Linked DNA regions of Homo sapiens: region 2 is linked to region 1. Evidence: chromatin loops called from intact Hi-C (ENCODE). Cell type or tissue: PC-3. All regions are shown on one strand. Links, peaks and the distances in the headings refer to the core of each region. The heading gives the core; the rest is flanking DNA. Region 1 has its middle 130 kb from the start of ARK2C. Region 2 has its middle 12 kb from the start of ARK2C.

Region 1 (2,915 bases), core at 265-2,764:
GTGAGTCACCATGCCTGGTCGAAAGTTCCCATTTTTGATCAATCTTCAAATGAGTGTTTGAACTGGAGGGCTACTCGGATTCTCTGTAAAAGAGAAGGAACTTGATTTTCAATGGGTGGTTGATTTTCTACTCCCTTATAAAAGCCCATGCTCACAAGCTCCTTGCATTGTCTAGAATCTGCCCTCCAAAAAGTTTGGGGTCAGTGAATGAAAAACTGCAAACAGAACCCACATTAATGAACTTTGAAAAAAATAGTAATTTATTTTGTAGGGCAGTTTTAGGTTTACAGAAAAATAAGCATAAAATACAAAGATTTCCACCTACCCTCTCATCTCCACACCAGTTTGTCCTATTAGTAACATCTTGCATGTGGTGCATTTGTTATAAATGATGGGCCAATATTGATGCATTAAATAAAGCCCATAGTTTACATTAGGTTAATGAATGTTTAGATTCTTAGTTTTCATTCAAGTGAGATGAACCCAAGTCTGGAGTTTTCCATACCTTTCTCTCTATGTCTCATTTGATCCATGACCTCCCCCGGCCAGTCCTGTGAATGTGGCATGACATTTCTCTTCTCTGGCTCTGCCGGTGTGGATGGTAGCCTAAGCTCCTTCCAGCTCTAAAATCCCACAAGTCTCTATTTCAAGTTCCTACCTCCCTCTATTATCCGTTTGTCTGTTTAATCTGTTAACATTTACAATGGAGGTTGATCCTGGGAGGAAAGGTCTGGGCTGCTTTTGGGGTGAAGGGAGAGGGTCGAGGAGAGCATTTCTCTTTCCTTGGATTTTGTGTCCACTCAACACATGAAAATATATTCAGTCTTCCTAGCCTCTGCTCCCGCCCCTTTCCCATTGCAGCACCCAGGAGAAAGGTTCTCAGAAAACATCCAGGTACGTGCCCTGTGACTTCCTGTCACCATAATGACCCCCCAGGTTAAGGAGGAGTGGAATCTGTCATCATCTCACTCCCAGACACTCTTGGGTGCCTCCCAGCCAGTACTTTTCTCCCTACAGCTCCCCCCATCCTCCCCACCACCTGCAACCTCACACCTGGCTCCTTGCTCTCTCTCCTCCCCAGTGCTCTGCAGGCCATGGGAAGCCCCTCTCACTCCTGGGAAGTGGGAAACAAGATCCTTCTCTTGCAGGCATTGTCCGGTCGCCCTCCCTTTGGCCCTCAGTTACATGCCCTCTTCAGCAGTCTTCAACCTGGCAAATAACACGTCTCCACTCACACTTACCCACCACTGAGTGGCCTGGGATTTCCACCCTGGTCCTCCAACCAGTCAGAGCAGCTACTCTTTGGTCTGTTTTAAATATGGAGCTTCCGTTGAACATATCGTTTGATAAAAAGCCCACGCTTGCGCTTCCTGTGCTAGCTGCTTGCTGTGTGACTTTGGGCAAGTTACTTAAGCTCTCTGTGCTTTGGCTCCTTCATCTATAAAATGGGGATAATAATGGTATCTGCTGCATAGGCTTTTATGAGGATTTGATGAACATAATATGTGTAAGCACTTAACGTGTCTCGAACACAGTGAGCATTATATAAATATTAGCTATTATGATGATGATGATATTTATTTTTTTAAACCCTGCCTTCTGTTGGCTCTCTCTTTGATCCTCTTGGCTCTCCTCCCTCTCCTTTTCCTAGATGGTTTCCCAGACCTTATCAATATCTACCCTTCTCCTCTGCCCACTTCCTGCCATGGTCAGCCACCAGCAGTCCCTGTCCAGCAGGGGGCTGGTGGCTGAGGCCTCAGCACCACGACTTCTCAAATCACTGATAAAACAATTTTTTTTTCTGCATTTGGTTGGAAACTCTAGAAGAAAAGGCACATTGAGGCCACTAGGCTGGAAGAACAGACCCATCTTCCCTCCAGTTCATAAGCAACCTCCCCTGCACCACCCTTCAGGTGCCCCTACCAAAACTACCCCTTCTGCCTTCTGAATTTAGGACAAATGTACTTTTCTCTCCAGGCCCTTCTGTCCAAAACCTCCTTTCCTAGAGACTCTATTTACTCCCTTTGTCCAAGGCTGAGATGGCCCTATCTGTTCCCTTGAAACTCCCTTATGTTACCCTTGCTCAGGGCATTTTGGGATGTCTATGGGTGGTTGGTGCCTGGTGCCAGGCTCTGAAAAGGAGCTGGGAGTAATGGGAGTGCCTGTTCAGGATGGACACACTAGGGGGTCCTCAGGAAGTAGGGCACCCATAGCCCTGTCCGAACTCATCCATTTGTACCCCACAAATCAATATCCAGAAAGGATGTATCTGGACTGAGCTAAGTTTGCTTGTACCAGAATTTTGGATGAAAAGGGTTGTTTAGCCAAAGAACCAAGAAAACAACATTAGAAGGCTTTTGTTTAACCTACTTAAAAGTGAGAGTGTTTTTTAGACTTCGGTGCAACAGTTTGTATGTAAATAGCTTGTGCTAATTGCAAATAAGTCTTATCTCTTCTTTAAAGTAGACCCTGAGGGATTTTTATCTGGAAATACTTTGTTAGCAGTTACTCCAAAGCAATATAATTACTGTTCTCTCAAACATTCTTTAATACAGACTTGTGTCTAAATCAGGGGAGGAAAGAAGGAGCTAATATAAAACCTTGTCACTCACAAAGCCATCCTTATAAGGAAGAACTTTCGAGCCATGTGAGCCGTCAATACCCAAGAGGGTGTGGGGAGGGAATGAGCTGCTCTTGCAAGGATTGCAGGAAAAGAAAGGGAGGTGCTGGGGGCGGGGAAGGAACCCTCCCCTTCCTTTGTTTTCTTCACCCTGTGCCCTAATGAGAGGCTTGGCCAGAGGAGAGGTGGCATTTCAGCACAAACTGTCTATCCTGGACCGCAGGATGTTAGCAGAATGGGTATTGGGGTGAGATAGGTTGAGGGAGGAGGCCCTTTTCCAGAAAAGGAGCTGTAC
Region 2 (2,915 bases), core at 104-2,603, 140 kb before region 1:
AGGACGTGCCAAGTCAATAATAAATGAACTAGTGGTTTAAGCCTCCATTAATAATATTTTCTCTTCATTACAGGTGAAAACAGCCTGACTAATAACACTCCCAGACCATGTTACTGGTCTCAAATTGTTCTGGCCTCCGGAAAGAAAGCTATGGCTCACTGGAGTTGAAGATAAACTAGCAATTTATTCATTCAATATTTATTGAGTCCCTACTGTGTGCCAGGTACTGACTTAGGTTCTGGATTTGAAATCCAAAACCAAACTTGGAAGATGTGGGAGGCATCAACAAGAAAGAGATGAAGCAGGGTCCTCCTGATGCTCTGACTGCTAGTGAACACATGCGGAGCGCTGCCGTGGCCAAGCACTGTGATAAGCACATATCACTTCACGTGCACACCAGCCTCCTGTGGTAGGTAATGGTATTAACCCCACTGTGCAGATGAAGACACTAAGGCTCTGAGAGCTTAGAAAACTTTCTCATGGCAACTTGGCTAGTGAGCATCAAATCCTTTACCCTACACTTAAGCACTTCACAGGTAGACAGGTCATGAGCACCCCTTTTGCAGCCAAGAAGAAAAGGGTGTAATTTGGCAGAGAACAGGGAGAAGTGCTGTGTTGGTCAATCAGACAGCTAAGGAGTGAGTGAGTGAGCAACAGATCACCCATTCAAACTAATGTGGGTTCATGTCATCATTTATGGGGCCTACCATGAGCAACCACTGCACTAGGCTCCGGGATGTGAGACCAGACAAGACGCTGTCCCTGCCTCCAGGGCCCTTGTAGCATGGACACCAGTAAGCAGATGACCAGAGGCCAAGTGATAGGAGCTGCATTCATCATGTGCACAGGTGGCCTTGGAGCACAAAGGAGGGCTAGGTGGATTTTGACTTAGGAGAAGGGGAGAGAGCTGGGGACTGAACGCTGCACAATGGGGGTGATATTTTACCAGGATTTAAGAGCAAGGCTCAGGAAAACTGTTTGGAGGTTTCTCAAAAAGTTAAACATAGAATTCCCATATGACTCAGCAATTCCTCTTCTAGACATATAGCCAAAAGCACAGGATACTGGGACTTAAACAGGTATTTGTACCTCAGTTATTATGTAGTACTATTCACAATAGCGAAAGGTAGAAACATCCTGAGTGTTTATCAGTGGATGAACAAACCAAGTGGGTATATACACACAATGGGATGATATTCAGCCATTAAAAAGGAATGAAATTCTGACACATGCTATGACGTGGATGAACTTTGAAGATATAATGCCAAGAAATCAGCCAGACATAAAACCACAAATATTTTATGAGTCCACTTACAGGAAGTACCTAGAACAGGCACATTGATAGAAAGTAGATTAGAGGTTACCTGGGACTGGGGAAGTGGAGAATGGGGTGCTTCATGGATTGGGGGTTTCTGTTTGGAATGATGAAAGTTCTGGAAATTGTGGTGGTGGTTATGCAACATTGCTAATGTACTTAATGTGAATGTCCTTGATGTGACTGTACACTTAAAATGGTTAAAATGATACATTTTATGTTATGTGTGTTTTGCCATTACCAATAAAACAAAATGAAACAGTCAGGCTCAAATTTCACCCTTCTGGTTTTGAAAGTCCCTGATCCAAGGCCCCCCATGAAGCCACTGTCAGCTCATTTCCCTCTTCATTAAATTCATTCCTCATCTGGCTTTGCTTTGGAGAGGTTATTATTGGTAATCAACCATCAATTCATCTCTAATGATGCAGCCTGAACACATTGTTGGCTGAAGCCTGGACCACATCTGCCTTGCAGGGTGACATTCCCAGGAGGTCTGGATGACCTCTGACCTCTTCCCACCCCTCTTTGGACCCATAGAGGCCCTGCTTCTGCCCTTGGCCTCTCTCCTTCAAGTCCCCAGGACCAGTCTTATAAATCAGCAGTTGTCTTTCCTGGGACTCTGAAGGCCTCTCAAATCTACCCCTTCTGCCTGACCCAAACCTGAAACTCTATCTTTAGAGTCTGAGGTGTTTGACTCAAGGCACTGTGACTACCCAGAGAGGCACGCTCTCAGATTTCACTGGAGGGCAGGGGACCCAGGAAGGGAGAGAGGGACGGACAAAAGAGAGGGAAATTCAGCAGCCTCAGTAACTATGCTAAGGAGGGCTGTGCCTGTGTTTCCTGAGCTGTGAGAAGACTCAGCTTCCAGAAGGCTGACAGATCAGACGGGTGCTTCTGCGTAAATTTACATGAAAACTTATTGCTTTTCCGAAGGGCACATTTTAAACAATACCTTAACCCAAAGGATGGAGATGGTGGCATTTTAAGGCACTGTGCCTGATTTGAGGAGACTGCTGAGGGCATCCGTTGGAATCCCGAGCCACTCAAATTCCACTGGAAGGTGAGGCCAGTTCCTCTAGCTAGGTGTGGCCAGCCTCACTTCTGGGGGTTGGGACAAAAAGTAACACTATGCAAACAATGTGCATCACGTCTCTCCTGATGGAGCGACCAGGGCTGGGAGGCACACCCGGGTGTGTGCCCGAATGCCAATTTTGCAGCCTCAACTTGGATAAAGTATCCCAACCTCTCAGTTTCCTCACCAGTGAGAGGAGGACAAGCTGAGCCGCAGGGAGGGATGGTAAGCAGCAGGTGAGAAGGCACGAGGACACGGGACAGAGCAGTGCTGGTGTGGAGCTCTGCAAGCGCCCTCCCCCAAGGTCTCAGACCCACATCTCAGGACCTGTCTCCAAAAGAACGAGTCACCTAATACTAAGCACAGAGTTCACCGCGGGAGTCAGACACCAGCTGCAAAGTCAGAAAGGAGGCTAAGCCACAACACTATCAAAATGCTGGCCTGAGAACCTGATTTTTTTTTTTAAAAAAGAAAATCCTCAGTTCTCGTAGGATTAGACATTTCTTTTGTTCTCCCTCAGCAGGCTCC

The links. Hi-C counts contacts between places; a loop is a spot of excess contacts. Peaks named below come from ENCODE experiments on the same cell type or tissue, not always from the same donor. Only the 100,000 strongest peaks of a DNase experiment are listed, where the experiment ranks them.
Region 2: it touches region 1 in a loop (3-fold over the local background); 2 of 110 quality-filtered maps call a loop at or near these places.

Annotation. Positions count from the first base shown.
Region 1 is chr18:46,463,716-46,466,630 of GRCh38, forward strand. No RefSeq gene overlaps it. Among named protein-coding and RNA genes, the nearest start is that of ARK2C, 130 kb to the left of the region's middle. RefSeq lists enhancers at 1,059-1,558, 2,462-2,915. In PC-3, for the core only: a CTCF peak has its summit at 1,733 (motif pointing right); no DNase peak of the experiment used is centred there.
Region 2 is chr18:46,320,105-46,323,019 of GRCh38, forward strand. No RefSeq gene overlaps it. Among named protein-coding and RNA genes, the nearest start is that of ARK2C, 12 kb to the right of the region's middle. In PC-3, for the core only: no CTCF peak of the experiment used is centred there; DNase peaks (open chromatin) are centred at 1,257, 1,987 and 2,437; H3K4me3 peaks cover 1,260 bases; H3K27ac peaks cover 2,500 bases.